2 separate regions of the Mus musculus genome follow, and region 2 is linked to region 1. A link is a loop called in an ENCODE intact Hi-C map of the cell type or tissue named here. Cell type or tissue: gastrocnemius. All regions are shown on one strand. Each heading gives the region's core, and the rest is flanking DNA. Links, peaks and the distances in the headings are about the cores only.

Region 1 (14,670 bases), core at 6,609-9,108:
TCAGGTAGCCAGGAGGGCTCTGATAGGTTAGCTGGGAAGCTTCATTAAAGATTGACAAAGTGAAGCCCACTTGCCCACAGGACAGCATATCAGTTACCACTGCACCAGCCAGGCGGCTGAGGAAGAGGAGGTAAGTGGCCAGGATGCGCAAGGCACCTTGCAGACTGTGCGGAGGAGCTCTGCCGGTAATGGTCAGCAGGGAGTGGACCTTTCACTGCTTCTGCTTCTGCCACTGTGACTGCACCGTGCTTTGCAGAGTGACCTGTAGGTGATGGAGCTCTCCCCTTCCTTCCTGCTCCTCCTGGGATTCCTCTCTCCCAACTGCTGGGGCTGGGGTAGGGGGGCTGAGTGCTGCATCCTGGGGAGAGCATCTCCCCCTGAGTCTAGGGTCCTTGCAGAATTGGCAGGATAAACTAGCATCGGGAGGCCTGGACTTCTGCTCTAGCTGCACTGCCCAGTGGAGGCCTGATCACTCCAGAGGCAAGATGTCCTCCATTCCCAAGTTGAGTCTAAGTTTCCCTAGCTGTAAAGGAAAATTAATACATCCTATTTGAGAATTGAGAAAATTAATCCCCTAAAGTGATATGAAAATGCTTTGTAAGCCACAAAAATGTAGTAGATGGTTACTGTAATCCAGTTTGAGGTTCATTTTAAGATTAATATTGTGATCCTTAACGAGTTATTAGGAAAGGGGGTGAGGGGATGGTATTAGAAGAGCTACTTGCCTAAGGAGATCACCTGAACAAGCCAAGCCCGTGGGTAGGGTGCTCTGACCTGAGAACTGGAGGCTGGATTCTGGCTCTGTGTTGTCTCTGATGTGGACATAACCTTGAGCAAACTGCTGCCCTATTGCTGGGTCTCCATGTAAGGAGGAGGACCAGAGAGGAATACTCACTGACACCAGGTCTCTGTCTGTCATCGGTCTCCTCTCTGCATGTTATTTCTGAAGCTCAATGGCACAGTCTAGTGATCTCTTTTCTCTGTGTGGCCTGGGCTTCTACCTTCTTGGAAGCAGTCTCCCTGTCTGTAAGAGAGACTCTCCATGCCACAGGGCTGTCGCAGTCCATGCTCTCGGGCCAGACACGATCTGCTTGTCTAGTTGCTGAGTTGTAACTGCTCAGCCCAGTGCCAGGGCTCAGGGGTGAGGAAATGTTGCTGGAGGACCAGAGGTAGCAGGTCAGCAGGCAAAGATGTGATCTGAGCGTAACAGCCAGTGGCCATTAGCCATCATGGGCCTAAATTGCTGTGCCAGAGACTAGTCAGATCTCTGTGAGTTACAGACCAGCTAAATAGCAAGCTCCAGGCCATAGAGTAACACAGTGAGACCCTGTCTCAAAAAACAAAAATGTGGAAGGTGGGGACACTCAAGCATTTGTCCTTTCGTGAGCTTGACACAGGAGTTGTCTTTGCTTTGTAAGTATGGATGTGGAGGCATTTGTGTACCAGGACTGAGGATAGTACGAGTATACTAGAAGGCTCGTGGGCTGGGGGACATTGTCCTGGGAGCTGGCCCCAGTCCTCCTACCCATTCCTATGTGGCTTGGGCCTGGTAACTCTCTGTCTATGTAAGTAAGACTCCCTTCCTACACAGACACTTGTTTATGTAGCAGCAGGAAGAGCGCCATACAGGCGGAAGGGCCTAGTCTCTAGCCAAAAGGGAAAGAGGAAAAACAGGCAGCTAGAAAGATGGTAGCAAGGGAAGCAGAGAGCAACTCAAGAGGCCTTGGGCAGCTGCCCAGCTCAGAGCAGGCAGCTGTCGTTTGCTGGCCAGAAATTACATCAGGCCTCACTGAGCGGGTACGGGTCCTTTGTCTCTGGCACTCCTGGGATCTCAGGTTCCATCTTTTCAGAAGCCCAAGAGATACCTTTCCTAACAAGGAGAGCTGGAAACTTAGCCTGGGCTCTGTCCCAGAGGAGTTGAGGCTGCTGTCCAGAGTGTCATTTGGTGGGGAGGGAGGGAGCAGAGCCTTCATTAGGAGCAGGTGTCAGCCTTGCCTCCTCTGACACCCGGCCGGCCGGGGACTGGAGGGACTTGTAACCACTTTGTTACCTGTCTCAAAGGTGGTACCTGCTACTCATGCATAATTTGGAAATTCAAAATAAGGAGAAATCCCCATGATCCTAAGATACCCACTATTAATAATTTGGTATGTTTTCTTGTTTGTCCTTTTGAATTGTAGATATTTGGAGGCTGGAGTAGCTCGGTTGCTCAATGGCAGAGCACTTGTCCCAGACTTAATCCCCAGAACCAAAGGCAGGGTGGGAGGGTTGGAGATAAATGGTCCTTATTTCTATCTTTCACATGTATAAGAAACTGAGGTACAAAGAAGGAAGGAAGCCTTAATTACTTAGAGGCAAACCCAGCAAAGACCCAGGAGGCTAGCAGTTCAAGACCAGCCTGAGCTATATAGTGAGACCTTGTCTCAAAATGTAAAAATTAAATACAGGGGATAAAATCACCCTGGAGAGTACACGAGTACAGCCAGGAATGGGAAGGGGCTGAAAGGTGAGGTGGAGGACTAGTGGGAGGACTGGAAGAGCAGAGCTTGGTCTCCTACACAACACCCCTTCTAATTCCATCAGACTTCAAGGCACAGCTCTGAGCAGACAGTTTTCATCCATGAAGAGAAGGCCTTCCTGCGTAGGATCCAGGACATGGGACTAAAGGCAGGCACCACCAGCAAGCTTACTGAGGCTTGAAGAAGCTGTGAAGGATGGAGGAGGTTGCTCTTACCTGCCTGTCACCTCCAGTGGATCCCTGTGTGCTTCTGCCCTGCCTAGTGCTGAGCTCACTCTCAGAGATTCAGTCTCCTGACTCCCACCATGTTCCAGCTATACTCTGCTCTGTCCTCTCCAGCCAGAGCATCTCTCCTTCTGTCATTCTGCTTCCTGTGGTCCCATGGGTGGAGATGCCCTTCTCACTCTCCTCTTGTTTATTTTCTGACATGATCCCCACCATGTGACCTTCAAGGATAAAGGACATCCTCTGATTTGCCAGGTCTTTGGGAAGTGTGAGTGAGTAGTTGTACTTGAGGCTAGAAAGCAGACCTTCCCAACATCAAGCAGCCAGTCCTTCCTAAGAACCGTCATAGCTTGAAGCAGAGAAGCTCGGATTCCAGTTCCGCCTGAGGCCCAGCCTCTATGCTAGCAGCTCTCTGTGTTCCGAGAGGAAGGGTGTCAGGAGGTAGTTCTCCTAGCTCTTCTCTTCTGCCTCTTGCCTGGCTTGCTGCTGGGAGTAAGGCCCACTATGGGGGCTGGACCTACAGGGGTCAGGCATGCCCTGCAGGGGTTGCAGGTGTACACACCACTCCTGGCTTTACGTGACGCTAAAGATCGGGTCTTCAAGCTTGTGCAGCAAGCACATCACCCACTGAACTATACCCCTACACAGCCACCCTTGATTCCAGCTCCAAGGGATCCAATGCCCTCTCTGGCCTTCATGGTGCCCATTCTCATGTAACAGATACAGATACATACACATAAATAAACATAAAATGAATCCTTTTTTTAAAATACCCTTAAGGCAGGCATGGTGGTGCAGGCCTTCGGTCCCAGCACTTTGGGAGGCAGAGGCAAGTGGATATCTATGAGTTCAAGACCAACCTAGTCTACAGAATGAATTCCAGGGCATCCAGAGCTGTTGAACAGAGAATCCCTGTCTTGAAAAACCAACCAACCAAACTAACTAAAATAAAATAAATATCCTTAAATACTGAGTTGTAGAAGGTATTGGGGGGCGGGATCAGGGACCCTCCTTCTCTTCACCCCTATCCTGCAGGGTCACAGCTCAGCCCAGGAGGCAAGAGGTGACACCGTGAGTCCACCATCTTGGCCTGTGGTTACAGCCATAAGGGAAGTTATCTGCAGTAGCTCAGCACAGGATGGATGACCATAGCTTTCTTGTTGACATCTACTCCCACTTGAGAAATGCTGCCTAGCTGGAGAGGCCCCTGTTAAGTGAGCTCTTCTCCAGGGCTTCTCAGGAGACCAGCAACCATTATAGAAGAAGAAACCTCCTCCCAGCCCTTCTGTCAGAATCTGCCATGGCACATGTGGTTGGAAAATGGATTAGGAAAGATGGCCTCACATGTACAAGAGCATCTTTTCCTGCTCAGGATAGAGCACCAGGCTTGGAAGGGACTGTGGCTCCTGATGGCCTTCCCCAGCTTTCTGTAGTAGCAGGTTAGCTGAGGGTGTAGGGAGTCTAGGTCAGCATGAAGACTGAGAAGACCAAGTAAATGACAGCAGCACACTGTGAGCATATCTGCTCTCAGAGCGTCTTAACAGGAAAAGAAACAACCATAGTAACCAAGCCAGGCCAGAAGCTGAGCAGACCTTGCATCATCAGCCAGTGTGGACCAGGCATTCCGGGTCTTAGTCATAAGGTGGGACAAAGCCTCAGACAAGGAGCAACACAAGGTTGCCAGAATAGGAACTTGGCCTCCAGAAGGAGGAAAGCAGTCTAGACCCAGGGTGAGTTCAGTTGTTCAAGCTTGAACCTAAAGCCTATGTAGTAGTGACCTGTGTGCTGCTGTAAGACAGCACCATAAGCAAAAGCAGCTCACTCACTTTGGCTCCCATAGAGCTTGTCATGGTGGGAAGGGGTGGAGGCAGGAGCAGAGCACCCCCATAACACACTTCCTGCAGCAAGGTCACGCCTCCTAAACCTCCCCCAACACCACCTCTAACTGGTGACCAGGTGTTCACGTAGCCAGAGCTGTGGAGGACATTTCTCATTTAAACCTCCACAGCCTTGGCCAGGCTAAGAGCAGAGTCCCAGAATGTTGGGCTGAGGCATTGTGAAACCTGCCTTCACCAGAATGAGCAAGGCAGAGGTCAAGCAACTCCTTTCTGCTATGCAGACACAAGTCTGCACCTGAATGCTCCGTCCAGGGATGGGGCAGCTTGGGGCACTATAGGTGGCACGTGAGTCCACCATCTCACTCTTCAAGCCAGTCTGACTGACACCATGCTGAAACTGGACTTGAGAATGAGACAGGTGCTGTGGCAGGGGCTTTGTCTTGCTCTGCTTCTTGCACCTTTGAGCAAGTTACCTAACTTCCTGGGCCTGGCTTCCTTGGTGGTCCCAAGTCCTTCCTCATGGGCACTCTCCTAGCTGTGTGAGAATTACAGTTGAAATCTAGGTTGAGTAAAAGTTGTCTGGGAATTGCTCTGATCAGGCTCCCATAGGAAATAACATTTTTTTTTTTTTTTTTTTTTTTTTTTGGTTTTTCGAGACAGGGTTTCTCTGTATAGCCCTGGCTGTCCTGGAACTCACTCTGTAGACCAGGCTGGCCTCGAACTCAGAAATCCGCCTGCCTCTGCCTCCCAAGTGCTGGGATTAAAGGCGTGCGCCACCACGCCCGGCTAGGAAATAACATTTTCTGTACAGAAGAAGAGGAAGACCACTAAGACCCTGGGCTTCTGGGAAGTGAGTGGCTAAAGAGACTACCTGCTGTCTGAGGTGTAGATTCACGCTCACTTCACCCAAAAGTGGAAACAAAGCTGTTTGCACAAGCCACTGGTTACACTTACAAAGGGACGATGCGCACTGGCCCTCGGGAATGATCAGCTCTTTCTTGGGTTGGAGCTGCAGCCTGGATTTCTCTTTAAATATGGGTCCCAGCACTAGCCCTCCTGAGAACAGGAGGTTCAGCAGTGGGACTCTATCCTTTCAGGTCCAAAGTGGGTATGGCCTAGGAGCTTTCATGGTGGCCCAGAACAAAGGGAGCCGTGCAGGGTTGCACTGCCTCTTCCCACAGCCCCAGACTCCCAGTGTGAGTAACAGGTCCAAGGAGGGTCCACCCCACACACGTGTAGTTCCTAGGTTCCATCTGGCCTTGATCGTCACCAGCTGAAGGTATTAGTCCTTCACTCATGATTCTTAACATACCAGGGTTGGGGTTGAGGAGACAGTGGCAAGTGGGCAGACACAGCAGGTGCTGTTTAAACAAAAGCAGAGTGGTGTGAGCAGAACTTAGTTTCCACTGTGCTTCAGAGGGAGAGCCACAGGAAACAGAGAGAGATAAAGGTGTGCAGGTGCTTCACGGGTGTGAGAGCCCACTGTTAGAGGCAGGCAGGATCTCTCCTCTGGGCTCTGGAGGGTGGAGAGGGTGCCATTACAGTTCTGTGTTGGGGCCCTTCTTCCCTCCTCTGACCTTTCCACTCTGCATCTCTTCCCTACAGGCCCCTCCACACAGCGTCAGGTGCAGAATGGCCCCTCTCCTGAGGAGATGGACATCCAGAGAAGGTAACCCCACGTCCCACAGATGTCTGACTGAAAGCTCCCCAGTAGAGCTGAGGCCACTAACAACAGGGGCAACAGAGGATGCCTGCACATGCCACTGCAGACTAAGGGGACAGGTCCATCGCCCACAGACTCATACTTCCCTAAACTCCTTCTGAAGCTTGCCTAGTAACCCTGTGGTTCCAGGGAGCCCTCTAAAGGACTAAAATGAGGCATAGCTTCCATTTCTCCTGCCACCACAGTGGCTCCAAACAGCCAGACAAGCCCATTGGCCCACTCACGCCACTGAGTGAATTCAGTTGGCCAGAGGGTCACACAGGTTTCTCTGAGGTATTTACTACTCAGTGTGTCCAGCTCATCAGTCCTCTTCCATCTGTCTCTGTCTCTGTTGGAGGCAGCCCAGGGCTACAGGAAGGTTAGCTCAGCCAGTGACGTGCTTGCAGGGCGCTGAGTAGAGCTCCAGCACTCTTTTGTTTTGTTTTGTTTTGTTTTCCTTAAAAAGTTAGATGTGGCATCAGCCACTTGAATACCAGAGTTTAGGAGGCAAAGGCAAACAGACAAACCCTGGTGTTCATTGGCCAGCCAGCCTTGCCTACTTGCTAAGTTCTAGATCAATTAGAGACCCTTTCTGAAAAGAAAAGGAAAGGAAAGGAAAGGAAAGGAAAGGAAAGGAAAGGAAAGGAAAGGAAAGGAAAGGAAAGGAAAGGAAAGAAAGCCGGGCATGGTGGCGCACGCCTTTAATCCCAGTACTTAGGAGGCAGAGGCAGGCGGATTTCTGAGTTCGAGGCCAGCCTGGTCTACAGAGTGAGTTCCAGGACAGCCAGGGCTACACAGAGAAACCCTGTCTCGAAAAACCAAAAAAAAAAAAAAAAAAAAAAAAAAAGAAAAGAAAAGAGAAGAAAGTGGGTGGTGCCTATGACAGCACTCAGGGTAATCCTTTTTCCTCCACACAAACAAAGCCCAGTGTTATGGGTATGAGAAGTACCACAGCAGCAGCTTTTAAATGTGGGAGCGTGGGCACAGAGAGCTCAAGGTGTCTGCTGTGATTGCTTTCCAGACAAGTAATGGAGCAGCAGCACCGCCAGGAGTCTCTGGAGAGGAGAATCTCGGCCACAGGTAGGGGAGACTCCCTCCTCCAGCCCTGTCCGAGGCCCTGACCCCCCAGTGCATCCTCATGGCAAACCACCTTACCTGCTTTTCCAACACCCTGTCCTCTCAGCTGCTGCAGCACCTCCCTCCCCTCCGCTGCCCAGGCCTCTGAACATGGCTTGAGCAAGTCTAGTTCTACCAGCATGTCTCCCTCCCATACGTCCCATCCTCTTGGCTCAGCACTACTTCCTTCACTGTCCTGACATCACCTCTCCTGTGTGTTCCCAGCTCTGTAGGGCAGTCATCCAAGAGCTTCAGCTCCGACAGGCTTCCTGTGCATACTTCTAGTAGAGCGAGCCTTGCAGCACAAGTCTGTGTTCTCCTCTGTGATTTGTTGGCTGACCTTACTAGACCAAAAGCACCCTGAGGGTCTACTCCCCTCAGTGTATGGCACAGTGTCTGATTCACTGGAGGTGCCTGACTAGGTGCATAGTGGAGGCCAGCCCTCGGTGGTTCCTTGACCCAAATTCCTGGTCATCTCTGGACCCACAGTTCCTTACCTCTTAGAGACCCTAGGATCCAAGTACAAGTCCCACTTACATCTTGAGACCAACTTCAGTCAGTACCTAAGATGCAGCCAAGTACTTATAATGGAAACCGGCACTGCCAGGAACTCCTCACACACACTGGAGAGGCAGGAGCAGAGCAAGAGGAGCTCTGCTGTGCTCAAGGGTGTTAAGTGACTATATGCCAGTGTAGCCAGCACCCAATGCTGGGAGATTGGAATAGGAAGGGATTGTAATGGGGCTGGGTTCTGTAGGGCCTTCCTGAGACAAACTCTTCTGCACCTCATCTCTGATGAGCAAGCTGCCCTCCAATCTTTTGAAGGACCCAGAATAAAAACAGTAGCTGGACACCCCTAGGTGTTGGAGACTGACTCCTCCCCTTTGCTTTTCAGGGCCCATTCTCCCCCCTGGGCATCCCTCATCGGCAGCCAGCACCACTCTCTCCTGTAGTGGACCTCCACCCCCGCCTCCACCCCCAGTTCCACCTCCACCCACAGGGTCTACTCCCCCACCCCCACCCCCACTGCCAGCTGGAGGAGCCCAGGGGACCAACCATGATGAGAGCTCTGCATCAGGACTGGCTGCTGCTCTGGCGGGAGCCAAGCTAAGGAGGGTGCAGCGGGTAAGAGTTCCTGTCAGGGTAGGCAGGCCAGCCACCCTTTACGTATCACTCTCATCTCTCACCCTGTCCTCACCTGTTCATCAGTGAGACACTGAGCAAAACTCTCTTCCCCTGGATCAGCTCCCAGCTGCCTTAGTTAATAAGTACTGAATCTGCCCTTGCTTTTCCCGTGGAATGTGCTTCCAGTTGATTCAGCTCCCCACCCCGGGTGCACATGCTCCTGGAAAGATCTGCAGATAATATAAGTCTGCTCATAAAAGAATGCTCTGATGCATATCTCTGGCTTGAAAGTTGCTTCCCTCCTCCCTGTAACTAACTGGCTTTGGCAAGGACTCATGCCTGTGGGCCTACCAAGCCTGTCCCTGAGCCTCCCTAGATTCTGGTTTTCCGTGGACTTGAGAGTGTTAAACTAGCAGCCTCACTCCTAGGATCTTTCTGGGTCAGCATCTGACACACACTTCTTCCTTACCCTCAGCCAGAAGATGCATCTGGAGGCTCCAGTCCTAGTGGGACTTCAAAGTCCGATGCCAACCGGGCAAGCAGTGGGGGAGGTGGAGGAGGCCTCATGGAAGAAATGAACAAGCTGCTGGCTAAGAGGTGAGTACAGTGCCTCCTAGAGGAAGCCACTGTCCTCAGCTGAATGTCATTGCTAAGACACATTTAGGGGGCCTAGAACAGCACCCGCTGCACTTGAGAGACAAGCAAGGGGCTGGAGAGATGGCTCAGCAGTTAAGAGCACTGACTGCTCTTCCAGAAGTCCAAGTTCAATTCCCAGCAACCACATGGTGGCTCACGACCATCTGTAATGAGATCTGATGCCCTCTAATAATGTGTCTAAAGACAGCGACAGTGTACTCACATACATGAAATAAATAAATTACAAAAAAAAAAAAATTAAAAAAAAAGAAGAAAAAGAAACTGAGAGACAAACAAATACAACACAGTCCCAGAGTTTTAGAGCACTGCCTACAGACACCCCACTGCCCCCAACACTGCTTCTGTAGGCAGCGTTAGCCTTCCCAGACCTCCTAAACAGTCTAGGCAGACATGAAGCAGCCTTCACAGAACAGTATGTTAAGGCCTGCAAGAGGAAGAGACGGGTCTCACAGAAGAGGCTCTACCTGTCCTCTGCTTAAAGAAGTGCAGTTCCATGGGCTGAGGGTGGCAGAGGTGCCAGCCGGGCAGTGTTCAAGCACAGGCTGAGAAGCCGGCACATGGAAGAGTGGAGGAGGCCAGCTGGAGAGGAGGCTGAAAGAGTGCCTCACTGCCCAGCTGGATCTCAGAGCTGAATAGGGCTTCAGATAACAGGAGAAAACATTTTAGAAAAGAAAATGTTTGTACCCTCCTTCAATCTAAGACCAGTGAGCTTAACAACTTGGCTTGGATGATGTATCCCAAAACACAGGATCTCTAAAAACAGGAAAAGGTTAGAGTTGCCAGGAGCCAAGCAGACGCCAGGTGCTGGGGGGGTCGGAGGTGGGGTCCAGGCACTAAAAAAGCAAATGTGCCTTGCACAGTCTGCAAGGAACAACCAAGCAAGTCTTTGAAATCTGCTTCATGAGATTAGCAGTCCTGCAGCTTTTTCTCCTGCTTCTCTTCTAGCAGGGCTCCACCTACAGTGGAGAAGTCACAGGTGAGCACCTCCTGAGGGCTGCTGTGCTGGCACAGGCACATACGTGCCTCTCAGGAGGCACTCACCAGTGTAGACTGCAGTGGCTTGGTCTGTATTGTCTGTGTGATGGAACACATGCCCGATCACATGTTAGGCAAATGACTACCTCTGAGTAGTCCGCACAGGCGTCCCTCTGATTTTAAGAGATGGAATGTGGCTTCTGGGCATCAGTGGGCATCATGGGGTAAAGCGACTAGGCAGACCAGTGAAGAAACCTTTGTCACCCAGGAAGAGGTGATGACAGCTGCCGTGGAATAGGCAAAGGTTAAGCTAGGCCAGAGTGGGAAGAAATAGAGAGAGAGAATTGATGAACTTACTGGTCCTAGTCTGTGGGAGGAATAATTTGTCAGAGGCCAGTTTCCACAGGTCAGGGGAAACTGAGGCAGGTGTAGAATCAGTGATTGATCATTCAGCAGACTTTTCTCTGAGGGCGGAAACTTGATTTACTGGAGCCAGTGAGAAACTCTTTGGAGCTGGCAAAAAAAGGAGGAGAAGATTCACACACACACATACACAGACACACATATACACACATACACACACACATAAACACACACTCACACAGACACACATATACACACATACACACACACATAAACACATACAGACACACATACACAGAAATACAAACACATAAACACACACACATACACAGAGATACAAACACACAGACACCACACACATACATATACACACACACACACATATATATATGTATATGTATACATATATATATAACAACTATTTTTTCTTCCACAATTTATATATCCTAACAAAATCTTTCAAATGGTACAAAATGAATCACAATGTGATTACCTTCTATTTTTCATTAAGTGATCCATTACAGTGAGTATTCATAGAAAAACATATTTACCAATACTCTCACATGAATAAACTTTTCTTAGAACAGGTTAAACAGTACAGGTTTAAAACAACAACAACAGATTATTCCCAAGAACCCACATGCATTCATAACTAAGCAACTTGTTATAGATTAACAAAATAAAAGCAAGCAAAATAATTTTCTCAGCCAGTTTCTCTTACTGGCAGGCTGCAATTTGCAGTTACAAAGAAAGAATTATTATTTATCTTTAAAAATAATGATAAAATCTTAAGAGAATCATAAATCTAAACTTTTATGTAAAAAACAGTCATTTTTATTTTAAGTCCCCAGGGTGCATCTACTCATTAACGATTTTTTTCATTAAGTAACATCAGGAAGCTAGGGCAAAGGTGAGTACAAGAAATTAGTCATCACCTTGCTCGCCAGCCCAGCCTCGGGAAGGAAGAGGTGCATCAGCTAGGACCAGTCAGGCTACCATTGTTTCTTGTTCCCTGTCCTCAAAAAAATTCCCTCACTCAACTATTAATAGTTTTACTTTCTGACCTTCAAATTGTTCCCCAAGGCCACTAACAATCTATATCTCTAAATTCCTTCTAAGGGTGGTGGTTGAATCGTTTATCTGCTCCAGTATCGATGCTTGACAAAGCTCCATTATTATTACTGTGAGTGGCAGTGACACTGCCCAGTGAGGCTGGACGCCCCTCAAAGTTTCCTGCACTCATGGACTGTGAGGCAGCCACAGCAGCTGCGCCGAGGCACGGGCACAGCCATCGTGCTTGTGCTAGCTGGCTATGGTGGACCAGTCCATGAGTTCTAAAGCTATTTTGCTGTTCCTCTTTCTTGCCCCATCCTGAGACAGCTTGTGTGAACCCTGCCACAGGCAGCCGGAGACAGGTCCTCAGCACATACAGGCTCACTTCACTCCAGGTGGGCTGCTCACCTCAGGTTATGAGAGGCCTCACAGTTGAAGATGCACTGGAGCACATTGCTGGGAAGTAGAGGCCTGTATCTACACCTGGGAGGAAGCAGATGCAGGTGACATGAGACCTGGATGCACCAATAAAGTTAGAGTCCTGTAGAAGATTCATGCGTAAGAGGAAAATGCAGGAGTTGAGTATAGAAGAGCCCTGCAGCTCTCCTGGGTGCTTTTAGCTCCTTAATGTTTTTCTAGACCGGAAAGGGCGTGGCTAGCTTAACTGAGGTCCAGGACACAAGTGTGGCAAGAGAAAATCTTACCCATTGTGACATGATGCTAGAGCTGAGGTTCTTCAGCTGCAAAAAAAAGCTTCCCACAGCTCTGACTCAAAAGAGACAGACCGGTCCAGGATTCCAGTCCATCTGCAGGCCTTAAGTAACCCTGTCCCCTGGGGGACCTAAACACTACCATGTTTCTCCCTCAGAAACGATGGCCACCACCAGCTCAGTAAGCAAAGAAACACCCCAAGTGCTTACTTCCTGCCCAGACCAGTTTTGAGTGTAGGTCATAGGTGAGTATAGAAAGTCTTAGCCACTAGCCTTAGCTCATGAAAGTAGGGTGCCTAACGAGTGGCCTGTCCACATAAGCCAGCATTCTAAGCTACACACAGTCTGTCAGGGAACCAAGTGTGAGTAGAGGCAGCTCAGAGTTCCCGTCCACGGGGGACCTTGGGAAGCTGATTTGTATTTTTTTTTCTCCCCAACATCTAGGAGAAAGGCAGCCTCCCAGACAGACAAGCCCGCTGACAGAAAGGAAGATGAGAGCCAAACGGTAGGCACCACTCTACCCAGCCGGCCCACACCGTCAGGCCTGCCTCTGGTGTAAGCACATCTCCCGGTGAGGTCACCGGAAGCTGAGTACCTGGTTTAGACACAGCTGTGAGGGAGGGACAGGGATCCCGTCAAGCTTCAGGCCCAGACAGGCTTGCATCTCCTGAGAATTCTTTTGACCAGACCCTTGGAGCCATCATTCAGCAGGGAAAGCAGAAGTAGACAGGAAAGTCCCGGCCAGCAGGAGTGCTTAGAGAATCCCAGGGAACTCAGGACCATTATGCTCCAGCATGCCAGGGCTGCATCAAAGGGACTGGAACCATCTACTGAAGCCTGAAGTCAGAGTGGTCTTATTTCAAGTTACTTATAGTTCTAAACACACCACTTGAGTATCCATCAAGCCCAGTGGGAGCTGTGCTCCCCAGCCATGGCAGGGTTCTGGAACCCTGGACTCTAGTCCCTGGCAGGCATGTGGAGATTGGTCTGTCAGCACAGAGCTCTTAGCCTCAACTTCTATTTATGGTGACCATTTTTTTTTAATGTACACGATAAGCTTTCTTATTTTAAAAAAAAAAAAAAAAAAAAAAAAAAAGAGCCGAGCGTGGTGACACATGCCTTTAAACCCAGCACTTAGGAGGCAGAGGCAGGCGGATTTCTGAGTTCGAGACCAGCCTGGTCTACAAAGTGAGTTCCAGGACAGCCAGGTCTATACAGAGAAACCCTGTCCCGAAAAACCAAAATAATAATAATAATAATTAATGGCATTCTACCGGGATTGCTGAGTAAAAGCCTCTAATACAAACAGCATGAAGGCTGCCTGCCTGGTCTTCCTTACATGCTTAGCCACTGAGGTGGGTCTGGTGCCCCTGGGCTCTAGGCCTCCCTGCCAGTCTGTTCTCCTCATTCAGTCTACACACAAGCCACTTCACTAGGCCTGGGCATGTGTAGTGCTTTGTGCTCACCAGATGGCCTCTCTCAGCCTGTACCTGCTGCATGAGCCTTACTGAGAATGGCCTGCCTCTCAGACCTCAGCTTAGGAAGGTCACCCTCACTCCCCAGCTCTCTGCTTCTGCCATGCCCTTCATACAGACAGGGCTGCCTTGCAGAACTATCTAGGGACCAAAATGGGGTTCTCACCCAACTGCCCTGTGTCTTCGATCCCTGTGGCCTTAAGCCAGATTTGCTGGCCAGTGCCACTGGATATTTACATGGGTGTGTTGGGCCTCGGATTGCAGAGTCAGCACTGGCTTTTCTTAGGTGCCGCAAGTACTCGCTAGCCTCAGCTTCAGAATCCGTCGGGCCATAGAGCCTTAAGGAGTGGCTTTCATTAGTGAGGCTCTGTTGAAACCCTCGTCGGGCCTCATTTTCTCACCTTTTAAAAAAAAAGGGGGGGCAGATCTTCTGTATAAATAAGACCTGGGCAGGGTGCTTTCCTGAGGTCCCTGCTTCACTGTCTCCAGCCTAGTGATGTAAGGATTGTGCTCTTGACTGAGAGACATAGACTGAGCCTATGCCTTGAGGACATGCGGGAAGCAAGCTGGCGCAGAGGTACCCTACCTTGTTGCTAGCAGACTAATGACAGGACCTTCTCTCTCACTTTAGGAAGACCCTAGCACCTCCCCATCCCCAGGTACCCGAGCCACCAGCCAGCCACCTAATTCCTCAGGTAAGAGGGTACCTACCCTACAAGTCTTGAGATCTTAGAGCAAGCAGTCAGCTGATATGGCCACTTCAGTCTATGGATAAGAGCATCAGATCTACTGAATTCCAGGTCCTCAGAGCTTCCACACTTCCCCAGGGAGCCCAAGCAGACAGCTAGGCAGGTGTGGCAAGGGGCCCTTGATCTGGTCCAGCTAAGGGGAAAACACCAACAATTCCATTCAC
Region 2 (14,670 bases), core at 6,822-9,321, 54 kb after region 1:
TCTGAAGAGGGCATCAGATACCATATTAGATGGTTGTGAGCCACCATGTGGTTGTTGGAAATTGAACTCAGGACCTCTGAAAGAGCAGTCAGTGCTCTCAACCTCTGAGCCATCTCTCCAGCTCCCCAAGGCAACTCTTATAAGGACAACATTTAATTGGGGCTGGCTTACAGGTTCAGAGATAATTCCATAATTATCAATGTGGGAACAAGGCAGCATCTAGGCAGGCATCTACTCCAACAGGGCCACACCTTCTAGTTGTGCCACTCCCTGGGCTGAGCATACAAACCATCACCTACCATATTTAAATATGCCTAAAACAAGCCAGTCCGATATCAAACTCAGAAGTTTGAACCAGCACTGTTTAAATCGTGCTAAACTAAGTTTCCTGCTTGCCTCACACAAATCATTTCTCTGCTGTGATACTTGCAAGGACCCACAGCTCAGCGTGCACAAGAGCTTGCTGCAAAGACTAATGATGTTTGATCCCTGGATCCCACCTAAAGCTGAAAGGAGAACACCAACACCACAAAGCCATCCTCTGACCTCCTCAGGCAGCCTGTGGTGCATATACACCCCACCCACAGACACGAGACAAAGGAATAGATTTTCAAAGGCATTTTTCTCTGACCAGTAATGAACTTATGGGGAATGCAAAGAACTGTGTACTTACCCCAGGTAGAGAGAGCACCAGCCGATCAGTGAAGGCTGAGAGTCCAGGGCTAGGAAGTACTAGGATGCTTAATGAATTTTTCTGTCTGTTGAGGGCAAGGATAGACTTGGTGACGTCTGAAGCGAAGAACACAGATTGTCCCAGCACTCAGGAAACAGAGGCAAGCAGATCTCTGTGAGTTCGAGGCCAGCCTGGTCTACAGAGTGAGTTCCAGGACATAAACTCAGTAACACAGAAGCAAAAGACCTACAAGGTAAATTATGTCCAAAGCATTATGAGACAGAAAACTTCCAAAATATCATTGAATTTGCTTTGTGTTGACTGCCTACTGCAGGACATGGGTTCTGCTCTCAAGGGTGATTTGTATACCCAGTGAGACTCTGCTGGAGAAAACTAATTTTTAATTTGTACATAGTTGTCAATGCAGGGTTAGGGATAAGGGCTTGTGTCCACTTCTGTCTCAGTGCTGTGACCACATCTGGTTTAGACCTGTGCAGGACCTGTGCGTGCTACTACCATGGTCTCTGTTAGTTCATATGTGCATCAGTCCTGCTGTATCTAGAAGACCTTCTTCCTTGGAATCTTCTGCCACGGACCACCGCAGGCGGGTATGGGATCCCTGAAATGAGGGTCCTTGAAGCTAGGTGGGTAAGGATTCAGCAATGACAAGCAGAAACAAACACAGAGGCAGCTTGTATCTGAGTGTATTCAACAGCTCTCAAGCAGGGGGCTTTATCCATTAGAAAACCAAACATTACATCTCTTAGAAACAATACCCAGTGAGACAATCACAAATACCAACAAAAATCATCCAAGCATTGCAACTCTGAAACCATGTATTCAGTGAATCACAAACAGAACAGGTAACATCATTATAAACCATCAGAATATAACAATTCTAAAAGGATGTATTCAATGGGGCCTGTCATCCAAGGCTAGTGGCATATTTCCAGGGGCAGGTTAATAAATCTTTAACAGTCAGTGCTCTTAACCGCTGAGCTAACTCTCCATCCCCATGGTCAATTATTATTTAACATCTAATGGCTAATTTTTTATAAATCTTCAATGCACAGATTTAAACTATTTTAATTCTTTCTAATTAAGGCTTTCTTTACGATATACCAAAATTCACCTCCGATGACACACGTGTAGCCATATGAAATTTTATCGTTGGGAAAGTTTTTATCATAATAGTTTTGTAAATGATTTAGAAGGTAAAGTGTTGGTTTCCCTGGGGAGAAGGTCATGTTAGTGGCCCCATCTCTAGGGATGGTTTCTTACCCATTATTCTCGCTTAAGACCTTGGCCTCAGCTACCAGGAACATGTAAATAAGAAAAGGAATAAGAGAAAACAAAACAGATAGATTGCCATGAGAACTACGGCTCAATATTTTTCCTCCGGCGAAGAGTTCCACAACTGGGTCCATGAGGCCTCCCCCTTTTGAGGTCAATCGCCTCAGTCTGTGGAACTTGTCACACAGATCCTACTGGAGGTGGTGTGGCAGTCTTCATCCTCGTTGGCTCCTACAGTCTTTCTGCAGAGTTCCCTGAGTCCTTAGCAGGAGAGATCTGATGGACACATCCCATTTAGGACTGCGAGTTCCAAGGTTTCTCAGTCTCTGCACATTGTGCAGCTGTGGGTCTCTGTGTTTGTTCCCATCAACTATAAGAAGAAACTTCTCTAATGATGGCTGAGCGAGACGCTGATCTATAAGTACAGAATGTTGTTAGGAGTTATTTTAGTGCTATGTTCCCTTGGCAGAACAGTGGTATTTGGTTATTTTAGTGCTATGTTCCCTTGACAGAACAGTGGTATTTGGTTTTCCCATAGATCCATGGCCTCATCTCAGGTTCTTAGCCACTCAAGCAGTGACAAGTGAAGGTTTTATCTCATGGAGTGGTCCTTAAATCTAATCAGATAGTGATTGGTTACCCCCCATGGACCTTAAGTCTATTCAGATAGTAGAGGTTGGTTACCCCGAGAATGTTTGTGTCACTATTGCACCTGTGTATTAAGTTGCCAGCTCCTTGCCAGGAGAGAGGAGAGAGGTACCAGTCCCGCTGGGGTCTCTCTGGGGCTGAGCAGGATTGCAAGTGTAGATGGCCCAAAAGAAACACACAGTGCCGGGAATCTTGTTGAAACAGGAAATCAACTTTATGGCATCAGCCTCTCACTTATATAAGTTTGGAACATAGGGAGGGGGATTTTTGGTGGGGTAAGATGACATAGGAGGCAGGAAAAGGTGACAGAGGGTATGGAGTGACTGACAGGGCCAATGGCAAAGCTGTACATCAGCAATGGCGGGGCAGAGGCAGGTCTTGCTGAGTCACCTCGATATGGAAGTGACTGAGATAGGTCTCAAAACTCGAGCCAGGCTCAGGTTTGTCTTCAAGGCCCAAACCAGGGCCAAAATGGGGCCCAATGTTATGTAGGCAGGTCACAGTTGTAAACTGAAGGGTTTAGAGCTGAGTTAGTGTCTACCTTTCTCCTCAGAAAGTGTGCAAAGAATCCTCCAGTACCATGAGCACAAGTCCGTAGGGGCGAAGACTTCTTTGTGTTCAATGAGTTATGTAGGTGTTGTCTTGAGGAATAGAGCTTTACCATCAATTTGTGTGGAGAGCAACCAAGACCTTGACAATAGCCTAGGTTGTTTAGGAGTTTCTATGGGGCCCCTTTAGCCAACAACTCAGATGTGACCCATCCCTGGCATTGCAGGTTTCATTTGGTGGTGATGAAGAGGTCAGCTCAGGACCTTTGGAAAATTCCACCAGGCTCCCCTCTCCTCCAGAGGGAGAGGGAAAGGCTGATTACATTCCTCAGAAAGACCACAGGGGGGACTGACCATTGGCTAACCACAGATAAGGGAAGCCCTTGCTACCTCATCCCCTAAGGACCAATCAGTTTAAAAGTCACACTGTTCTGACAATCACATTGTGCCTAGTTGCTGATGCTCTATTCAACCCCTGGAAACTATAAAAACTCACCAAATGGGCCACCTGGGATTGCTGCTTCTCCTTCGAGTGCAGGACAGCCCCGGTGCTTTTGAATAATAAATTCCTCTTGCTTTTGCATCAGTCCTTTGCTCCGCATGGTTCACTCAGAGGATCCCTGTAGCTCAGGATCATTAGAGTCTTACATTTGGTTCATTGGCTGGGAATTCGACCCTCTGTGGGGACACCCGGGAATCAGAGGTTTTGTCTGCATTGCTGTTTGTCAAAGACTGAGTGTGAGCCCGTCTGAACTTTTGGTTTGCTTGCAAGCATCTGGGGGCTCAGAAAGCCCATGGTCTTAGGGGGGTCAAGAGTGGTAGACAGACATGCCTTAATGTCATGACCTCAGGAAGCCTGGAGGATGCACCAGGTTGCCTGGAGGGAGTTGGGAGAACTGCCCTCTATTAGATCTGGTCCTGGCATAAGCCGGCCGAGTCACATGATTACTGGCTTCTGCCCGTGGCAGGGGCAAACTGTCTGTCTTGGACTTGGACGCCTACCTATGGCAGAGGTGGGCTGTCTGTATGTTGATTTTCTTTCTCTGTATTTGTTGGTGTTGGTTATCTCGCTCAGTGTTCTTGGACTTGGACTGATGACATTATTGGACAGACTGAATCTACCCCATTAAACATCCTAGTTAACCACTGGAGGAGAAAACTTGTCAGTGGTAGTAAAGAAGAGCAAGTTGGTTACTCTCTGTTCCTCCAAATGGCCACCCATAGTGACCTTCAACTTGCAGGTGATCAAAGCAGTAGAGGAAAGAGTCTTTAGGCCAGGATCCCTCAGGCACTCAGACCAAGTGCCCTATATAGTTACCTGGAAGACTCTAGTGGAGGACCTCCCCACCCCCACCCCACCCATGGATAAAAACCTTTCTTTCCCCAAGACCCACCTCACAGGTTCTGGCCGTCAGGAGGAAGAGAGGGAGGAGGGATCCAGGCCTGAGAAGAAGTCGATCCTCCAAGACCTTTCAACAGTGGACCTGTTGCTCCAAGACCCTCCTCCTCCTCCATATCCCCCTACCCTTGCCCCGATGGGCCCACCAGCACCAGCACTGGCTCTGGGATCCTCAGCCTATATAGGACCAGGGTCATTGTACCTCCCTTTACTAGAGGGAGGAGCAGGAGGAGACCCCCAACTTCCCTGTCCTACCATGAGACCCAAAGTCTGAGAGCCACCTCCCCTGATACCACAATGGCTCTCCCACTGAGGTCACATGGGGCTCTAGAAAAGGGCAATGAGGCTATGCAATATTGGCCCCTCTCTTTGACCGACTTGTACAACTGGAGGCCCAACACCCTGCCTCCTTCCAGATTAATCTCTTTGAGACTGTTTTATTTATTCATCAGCCCACCTAGGATGACATCCAACAACTCAGGAGAGTGCTCCTCATGACCAAAGAGTGAGAGAGGATAATACAGGAAGCCAGAAAGGATGCCCCCTCAGACATGGGGGCACTATCGATTGACTAGGCTGTTGTCAACAGCAGACTTTCCCTGAGTAGTCCTGATTGGGACTTTAATATAGCAGAAGATAAGGAGCACCTGAAGGTCTACTGCCAGACTCCATTGGCAGGTCTCAAGGGGGGGCCGCACAACGACCCACAAATTTGACCAAGTTATGTGAGATTAAGCAAGGACCAGATGAGTTGTCCGCAGACTTTCTAGAGCGGCTCATGGAATCATTTCACCAATATACACCTTATAACCCCAGCAGCGAGGAGCACAAAACTACTGTGACTATGGCTTTTATAGACCAGGCTAGTAGAGGTATGAGGAAAAAGCTTCAAGGGCTGGAGGGACTGCAGGATGGGTCATTGAGGGATTTAGTGCAGGTTGCTAAGAAAGTCTACCATAATGAGGAGACAGAGGAGCAGAAGGAACAGAGAAAGAAAGAAAGAAAAGCGACAGGGAAGGAATCTACAGAGAGTCCTGGCTACAGTAGTTAGGGAAAGCAGAGAAGAGAGACAGAAAACCCCTTGAAAAGGACCAGTGTACATATTGCAAGGAGAGAAGCCACTGGGCCTGAAAGTGCCCTAACAAATGGAAACTGGGGACAGGGAAATCCCAGGCCTTGAGGAAAGCACCCCTAAATAGCAAAGGTGTTAGCTCTGGGGGTGGGGGGAAAACAGTGACTAGGGAAGACAGGGCTCAGATCCCCTCCCGGAACCCAGGGTAACTCTGAGAGTGGGAGGGAAATCCATTCAATTCTTGGTGGACACAGGGGCTCAACACTTGGTCCTCCTCCAAGCCGATGCCCCCATTTGCAAGAAAAGAATCTTGGGTCCGAGGAGCTGCTGGCACCAAAATGTATTCATGGACTACCCAAAGAACAGTGGACCTAGGGATGGACCGGGAATCCCATTCAGTTATGGTCATCCCAGACTGTCCCTCCCCTCTGTTGGGGCGAGACATACTCTCCAATAGGGGCCCAGATAAACTTCCTGCACGATATACCACAACTAACTGGCCCAAAAGGAGAGCCCTGCCAAGAGCCAAGGCTACCTGGTTTACAGATGGGAGCAGTTTTCTCCATGTAAGTCAGAGACATATGGGTGCTGCTGTAGTGGATGGCACAAATGTCATCTGGATGGAACCTCTCCGCCCCTCACCCCCTGCATGTTGGTGCAAAAAGTGGAGCTAATTGCCCTCACCACAGCCTTGGAACTTGGGGCTGGCAAGAAAATTAACATCTACATGGATAGCAGGTATGCCTTTGCCACAGCCCATGTCCACAGGGCTATATACCAAGAGAGAGGGCTGCTTACATCAGAGGGGAAAGAAAGAAAAAACAAACAGGAAATCTTGGATCTCTTGGATGCCCTAATGAAGCTGGCAACTGCGAGTATTATTCATTGCTGAGGACATCAGAAGGGAGGAGACTCAGTGGCTCAAGGCAATAACCCAGCAGATCAAGTGGCTCAAGAAGTGGCTATGCAGGAACCTATCCCAGCTATGGGCCTGCAAGAGACACCCGCTGGGAAATGGGACTGGACTAAGGGATGGCCTCACTTAAAATATACAGAAGAAGAAAGGACTCAGATTGCTAGCCACCCTACCAACCTAGAGAAGGAAGGGCAGTGGCACACACAAGAAGGACAAACTATATTCCCCAGAAAGCAAGCAAAAGACTTACTAGGCCAAATGCACAGATGGACTTATTTAGGAGATAAAAAGCTTGTCCAAGCAGTTAAGGGACCGAAAGTATATATAATAGATCTCAGGTTTTAGTCCAGAGAGATAGTAGAACAGTGTAAGGTATGACAGCAAGTAAATGCCTATTCAGCCAAGAATAAACAGGGCAAAAGACCTAGGGGAGAACGACCTAGAGTATATTAGTAGGTTTATTTTACAGAAGTTAAGTCAGGAAAATATGATTACAAATACCTTCTAGTGTTTGTAGATAACTTCTTTGGATGGATTGAGGCTTTCCCCACCAAGCAGGAAACAGCTACCGTGGTAGCTAAGAAGATATTAGAGGAAATTTTCCTGAGGTTCAGAGTGCCCAAGATAATTAGATTGGACAACTGTTCTGTTTTTGTCTATAAGGTAAGTCAGGGATTGGCAGAGATATTGGGGACTAATTGGAAGCTCCATTGTGCGTACCATTCTCAGAGCTCAGGGCAGGTAGAGAGAATGAACAGAATCCCAAAGAGCCCTTAACTAAATTGACCTTGGAGACTGGCACAGACTGGGTGGTGCTCCATTCCTTGGCCCTGTTTCAATCCTGAAACACTCCCTACCATTTTAACCTGACCCCCTTTGAGATCCTGTATGGGATCCCCTTGACTGTGGCTCTCCATCCCCCCAGAGTGACTTTTCAGGCTGACAAGGATCTTATTGCTCAATTGCAAGCTTTCCAGATCAGCCACCAGGAAATGGGGCCTAAACTTAGTGCCCTGTATAACGCAGGTACCCAGGCACCCAGGAACTCTACCAGGCCAGTGGCATGGGTTCCTTCTACTCTGTCTGGGTTGGTGTCCAGAGCAGACCTTGGGCACAAACTCCACAGCCAGTCCCACAACACCTAGAGGCAGTTCCAATCCCAGGAACTCCAACACGCCCAGGATCAGAGGATCCCAGGATCCCAGGAGCTTGGTCACACCACAATATCACGGTCTCAAAGGCAGCTTGACTCCCAGGGGCTCGAACACACCCAGGATCTCAGGATCACAAGATCACAGGATCACAGAGACAGCTTGACTCAGAGAAGTTCTGACACAACCAGAATCACAAAAAGGACAGGCTCCAGTCAGACATATCCAGGGCAGGTAGCACTAAAGATAATCAGATGTTGGGAGGCAAGCATAAGAACATAAGCAACAGAAACCAAGGTTACTTGGCATCATCAGAACCCAGTTCTCCCACCATAGCAAGTACTGGAAACCCCAACACACCAGAAAAGCAAGATTCAGATCTAAAATCACTTCTCATAATGATGATAGAGGACATTAAGAAGGACATAAATAGCTCACTTAAGGAAATACAGGAGAACACAGGTAAACAGCAAAAGCCCTTAAAGAGAAAACAAAAATTCCTTTAAAAGTTACAGGAAAACACATCCAAACAGGTGAAGGAAAGGAACAAAAACATCCAGAATCTAAAAATGGAACCAGAAACAATAAAGAAATAACAAAGGGAGACAACCCTGGAGTTAAAAAAGGACCAACAGAATACAAGAAATAGAAGAGAGAATCTCAGGTGCAGAAGATACCATAGAAAACATTGACACAACAGTCAAAAAAAAAAAAAAAAAACGCAAAAAGCAAAAAGCTCCTGACCCAAAAAATCCAGGAAATCCAGGACACAATGAGAAGACCAAACCTAAGGATAATAGGTATAGAAGAGAGTGAAGATTCCCAACTTAAAGGGCCGGTAAATACCTTCAACAAAATTATAGAAGAAAACGTCCCTAACCTAAAGAAAGAGATGCCCATGAGCATACAAGAAGCCTACAGAACTTCAAATAGACTGAACCAGAAAAGAAATTCCTCCCATCACATAATAATCAAAACACCAAATGCACTAAACAAAGAAAGAATTTTAAAAGCAGTAAGGGAAAAAGGTCAAGTAACATATAAAGGCAGACCTATCAGAATTACATCAGAGACTATGAAAGCTAGAAGATCCTGGGCAGATGTCATACAGATCCTAAGAGAACACAAATACCAGCCCAGGCTACTATACCCAGCAAAACTCTCAATTACCATAGATGGAGAAAACAAGATATTCCATGACAAAACCAAATTTACACAATATCTTTCCACAAATCCAGCCCTACAAAGAATAATAGATGGAAAACACCAACACAAGGAGTGAAATTACACCCTAGAAAAAGCAAGAAAGTAATCTTTCAACAAACCCACACAAACATAATTCCACCTCTAACAAGAAAATTAACAGGAAGTAACAATCACTTTTTTTTTTTTTTTTTTTTTTTTTTTTGGTTTTCAAGACAGGGTTTCTCTGTAGCCCTGGCTGTCCTGGAACTCACTCTGTAGGACCAAGTTGGCCTTGAACTCAGAAATCCACCTGCCTCTGCCTTCCAAGTGCTGGGATTAAAGGCGTGTGCCACCACCACCCGGCACAATCACTTTTCCTTAATATTTCTTAATATGAAAATTAATATTACCACATTCCTAATCAAATGAAATTCAAAAATAAGAGAAATTAGAAATTTGTCGGCTGTCATCTTGTGGTCTCTCTAATTTGGTAATGGGAGAAATAGGTCTAATATTGTACAATCCATATATACTTTCTGCTTGTTTGTACATGGTAGGGTCTTGCTGTGTGCCACATAAAGGTCTTGAAATCATGCTTCTCCTATCTCAGCCTCTCTATTAGTAGGATTGTTTATTTGATGTTATTACACTACATTATGATTTTCAGAACAGCTTACATATTTCAAAATTATTTATACAGCCAAAATAAATGTAGACAATTAATTTGGGGGGTAGCTTGTAAGAGAACAGCAAAGAGTGAGAATGAGGCTTTGCTTGATATTTATAATTATTGTATCAATTTTGAAGAAGAGGACTTTATGAGTTACTCTTGTTCTGAGATGAATACATCTCAAAACCATCACAGCCAATGGTTACCCTCACCTAACGTCTGGGCCAACCTCCAAGCAGAACCGTTGTTCATTGAGACAGTTGATGAGTGACTTCATGGATAGACCATTTTAATACACACACCATTTCTTAAATGAATGTAACCTGTTCCCTGTGAGCTGAAAATCACTCAAATCACAATCACTCAAGTCAAATAGCTTTGACCATAGCAGGAAATCTGTATCCAAAAATTGTGCTTACAATTCATTCCTTGATGCAGCAGAACTGTCAACTCTTAGCTTATCTGCTATGGAGGTAAAAATCCTTTGGTGATGTGAGGGACATTACAATGAACTCCAGTGCCCAAAAACTGTTCTTTTTTGTGTTTGTACCATAGTAAGCCAAGATTTTAAGTTCTACTAAAAACAAAACAAAACAAAACAAACAAACAAACAAACAAACAAAAATATTTTATCTATTTATGTTCATTAAAAAAAACTAATAATAATATATTATTTTAAGATATATGGTTAATATATTTGGAGTTATTTAAAATTTATATTGAGAAAAACATGTATTTCCTGTTTTCTGTAGACAAACATCTACATAAAACTGTTCAATTGATTGTTGTTTTATATCAAACAACTTTATAATAGTCATTTTTATTGTTACAATATTTTATAAATTTTAAAGAATATGATAAAAAAAGAAAGGTATTGCAGGTTTTGAAGGGAGGAGGGCTCTCCGGGAGGAGTTAGGGTACAAAAGGGAAAGAAGAATGTGATGTAAGTCTATTTACTCAAAATATGTTTTTAAATGTTAACAAATTCAGGTAAACTGAAATTATGTATCTTTTTTCATCATAATGCAATAAAACTTAAAGGAATAAAAAAAGAAACATTTACATTTGAGTTAATGCAAAGCTCAGAGCTGCCTCAGCGAGGTTTGCATGGACCCTGCCTAGGGAGGTTTTTGGGGCCTTGCCTCGCCTCCCAGTAATTCTTTTTAAGCCAAAACAGTATTATTACAGATATATCCAGGTGTTGTTCAAAATAAGGTTTAAACTTAAGATTTATGAAAGGTCAATGGGGCTGTGGAACCTGTAGAGGCATTGCAATCTGACCTGCCTGCTCCATATGGATATATTGTGGATTTGAAGGTTGTTTTTTTCTTTGCATCCTGATAATTGTAAAGGATTTGCTTCTAGTGAGCTTGTGATCATTGGAAAGTTTTGCCTCTAGGAATGGATAATTGCCTTACATTATGTAAGAAAAAAAAATTGTCTCTGCCTCAAAACAAGAAGTTAGGACTTAGAATCTTTCAGTGTATATTGTTTATTATGTGGAGCATATTTTATTACCTAATCCCTCTGAAGGGGAATTTTACTACTTTTGCTCTTATACAACAAACTTTAAAGTTTTGGGGAGTAGTTGTTGTTCCAAAAAAGATTCAGAGGCAATATCTTTCTCAATATTTGGGGCCTCAGTTGTATCCTAGAAAAATTGTGGTACAGAAAATTCAAGAAAAAAAGGATGATTTATCTCATTCAAGTTATTTCCAAAAGCTTCTAGGAGATGTTAATTGGCTAAGACCTCACCTTAAGCTCACCACAGGAGGACTTAAACCTTTGTTGGATGTTATCAAGGGGGATGTGAATTAACTGGTGAGAGACGAATAGCTTTACAGAAGACAGAAGAAGCTGCTGTAATCAATAGTTAGCTGCTTATTTTAGTCATTGTTACTCAATGTGCCCACAGGAGTTCTTTGGCAAAGGGACCATTAATGCGGATTCATTTTTCTTCGTCTCCAAGTAGACAAAGACAGGTTGTTAAAATTTGCTTCTGTGCATGCTTTCGTATTTCCTGTAACTTTACTCATGCATCCCATAAAGGGATATATATATATATATATAGCTCAGGGCTTACAATTGCTTGAAATTGTTCCTTTTTTAGATACTGCTAATTCTCAAAGTTTGCAATTGTTAATGCATATATACAACTCAAGTTAAGAGACAGTACTGTTCCTTTAAAGCACTGTCCTTGGACATTTAATAACTCATCCTGGACTGCCTGGACAAGACCCCCCTAAGGCAATGCCACAGCAGACTTGTAACCCAGGCAGAGTATAGGCCTTACACAGGAACAGTTGGCCATATAATCTCATTCTTTACATCATCAAAATAGTAATAGCTTGAGATAATAATTTGGTATTTTTAGAGAGTATGCATGCCAACTTGTAAAGACTTGTTCTCAGTGTCCTCAGTATCTACCTGTTCCACATAATGTTGTTAATTCTTGAGGACTTATACTTAATCAATTATTGCCAATGGATACTCATATTTCTCATTTTAGAAAAATAAAATATGTACATGTGACTATTGACACCTTTTCAGGCTTTCTAGTTGCAGCTGCTTTTACAGAAGAAGCAACTAAAAATGTAATTAGTCATTACCTGCATTGTTTTTCTGTGCTTGGTGCTCCAAATCAGATTAAAACAGATAATGGAACTGGCTATTAAGGCCAAGCATTTGAGATAGTTTGTCAACAATTTAATGTTACCCCTATTACTGGGATTCCTTATAATTCTCAAGGACAAGGTATTGGGGAACTTTAAAAACAATATTTTCTTTAAAAACAAAAAAGGGCGGAATTATACCCCCAAGGTCACCAAAAGCACATCTTGCTCTTGTCTTAATCGTTTAAATTTTTTGCAAACCGATGCTAAAGGTCCGTCTGCAGCTAATTGCCATGGCATCCAGTCACTCCCAGCTCATATGCCGTGGTTAAATGGCGGGATCCCCTAACTAAAATGTGGAATAGTCCAGATCCTGTTTTAATTTGGGGGCAAGTTTCTGTCTGTATCTTTTTTCACAAAAAGAAGACAGAGCCAGGCCAGGTGTGGTGGCGCATACCTTTAATCCCAGCACTAGGGAGACAGAGGCAGGCAGATTTCTGAGTTCGAGGCCAGCCTGGTTTACAGAGTGAGTTCCAGGACAGCCAGGGCTACACAGAGAAACCCTGTCTCAAAAAACAAAAAAAAAAAAAAAAAAAAACAAAAACAAAAAAGAAGAAGAAGAAGAAGAAGAAGAAGAAGAAGACGACAGAGCCCAACAGCTGCCTGAAAGATTGGTTCATCAAGTGGACACAGATTCTGAGTCTTCTAGTAAGTATGTTTCCAATTACGAAGACAGCTAAAAATCTTTATGAGCCAGAGTTAATTTGGAGTATAGCCTCCACTATTACCTGAGATCCTGGCAAAGTGGGGGATGGGTTCCCCCCTTTAAATTCAGACTTAAGAATTAAACATTGGGCCGTGATCGGAGAACTTTGCCTTGGTCTCATTCTTTTTCTCGTCTGTCCCATTCATCCCCAGCTCTCCTTCCAGGTAAACCTGGTTCTCCATGGCTGCTGGGTAGCTACATCCAGGCAGCTAGAAAAAGGGTCTTAAAGCCCACACCCACAGCGACACACCTACTCCAAGGCTACACCTCCAAAGAGTGCCACTCTCTGGGCCAAACACTTTCAAACCACTACAGGTGGCCATTTTAACTATATTAATTCTGCCAATCCATGAGCATGGGAGATCTTTTTACCTTCTGATATCTTCAATTTCTTTCTTCAGTGTCTTAAGGTTTTTTTTTTTTTTTCATACAAACAAATGCCTTAGGCCTTGCTGTAAACCTCCTTTATTATGTTGAGGTGTGCACTTAATCATGCAAAACCCTTCTTCTCCTGCTTGCGGTTCTCCTCCTACTCCCAAGCCCAGGAAACCTAAACTCCACTGCCTTCCTCTGCCCAGCTACTAGCTGTCCGCATCTTTATTCACCAATCAGAAATAGCTTGGGAGCAAGATTGCATTGGGTCACCTTGGGTCTACTTACAATTTCTGTTGTCTCTGGGGCAACCAGGTTTTGAGGAACCAGTATTAGCATTAGAATACAAGCAGTATCAGGCCAGACCACTACAGAAGTGTATTTCTTTTATCCCCAATCTCTCCAGGACTTTTATCATTAAAGGGTGTTGGATTTTCAAAGACCTTTACTGTATCTAATGAGATGATCATGTGCTGTTTGTCTTTCACTTTATATAATTTATATAGTTAGTTACATTTTCCATTTCCATTTGTTGGACTATCCTTGTATCTCTGGTATGATACCTACTTGATCATGGTGGATAATCTTTGATATGCTCCTGGATTCAGTTACAAATATTTAACAATTTTTTCGCATCTAACTTTGTAAGGAAAGTTGGCATGAATTATCTTTCTTTGTTGAGTCTTCATGGGGTTTAGGCATCTGGATAATGGTGGACTCATAAAAGAATTAGGCAATGTTCCTTCTGTTTCTATTTTGGGGAATAATTTGAAGAGTATTGGTATTAGCTCTCCTTTGAAAGTCTGGTAGAATTCTGCATGAAAACCTAGCCCTGTGCTTTTCTGGGTTATCAGACTTTTAATGACTGCTTATATTTCACTAGTGGTTTTAAGTCTGCTAATCTGATCTTTATTTAATGTGGTAGGTGGTATATATATCAAGAAATTTATCTGTTTATTTTAGATTTTCTAATTTGATAGATTTTAAAAGTATGTCCTATGATTATCTGGATTTCCAGTGACTGTTATTATACACTAATTTTAATCTGTAATTTTTATTAATTTAGATCTTCTCTCTCCATCTTCTAGTAAAGTATGTCCTATGATTATCTGGATTTCCAGTGACTGTTATTATACACTAATTTTAATCTGTAATTTTTATTAATTTAGATCTTCTCTCTCCATCTTCTAGTTATTTTGATGAAGAGTTTATTAATCTTATTGATTTTTCTCAAAGAACCAACCCTTCTTTTCATTGATTCTTTGTATTGTTTTTGTTATTTCTATTTTATTGATTTCAGCCCTGCATGCGTGTTTGAATATTTATTGTCATCAACCCCTTTTGAGTGTTACTTGTTCTTTTTAT

The links. A loop is a pair of places that touch in the nucleus more often than their neighbours do. Peaks named below come from ENCODE experiments on the same cell type or tissue, not always from the same donor. Only the 100,000 strongest peaks of a DNase experiment are listed, where the experiment ranks them.
Region 2: a loop joins it to region 1, with 9 times the contacts of the local background. A loop is called at or near these places in 1 of 42 quality-filtered maps.

What each region holds. Positions count from the first base shown.
Region 1 is chr12:108,667,103-108,681,772 of GRCm38, forward strand. Evl (Ena-vasodilator stimulated phosphoprotein) reads left to right here. Exons shown (of 13, transcript NM_007965.3): 4 at 6,187-6,250; 5 at 7,305-7,363; 6 at 8,295-8,524; 7 at 9,000-9,121; 8 at 12,727-12,787; 9 at 14,389-14,452. Gm40571 (a long non-coding RNA gene) reads right to left here. Exons shown (of 2, transcript XR_003950261.1): 1 at 14,469-14,670; 2 at 10,998-12,055. Among named protein-coding and RNA genes, the nearest start is that of Gm40571, 8.7 kb to the right of the region's middle. In gastrocnemius, for the core only: no CTCF peak of the experiment used is centred there; DNase peaks (open chromatin) are centred at 7,586 and 9,071; H3K27ac peaks cover 2,073 bases.
Region 2 is chr12:108,721,037-108,735,706 of GRCm38, forward strand. No RefSeq gene overlaps it. Among named protein-coding and RNA genes, the nearest start is that of Gm40572, 17 kb to the left of the region's middle. In gastrocnemius, for the core only: no CTCF peak of the experiment used is centred there; no DNase peak of the experiment used is centred there.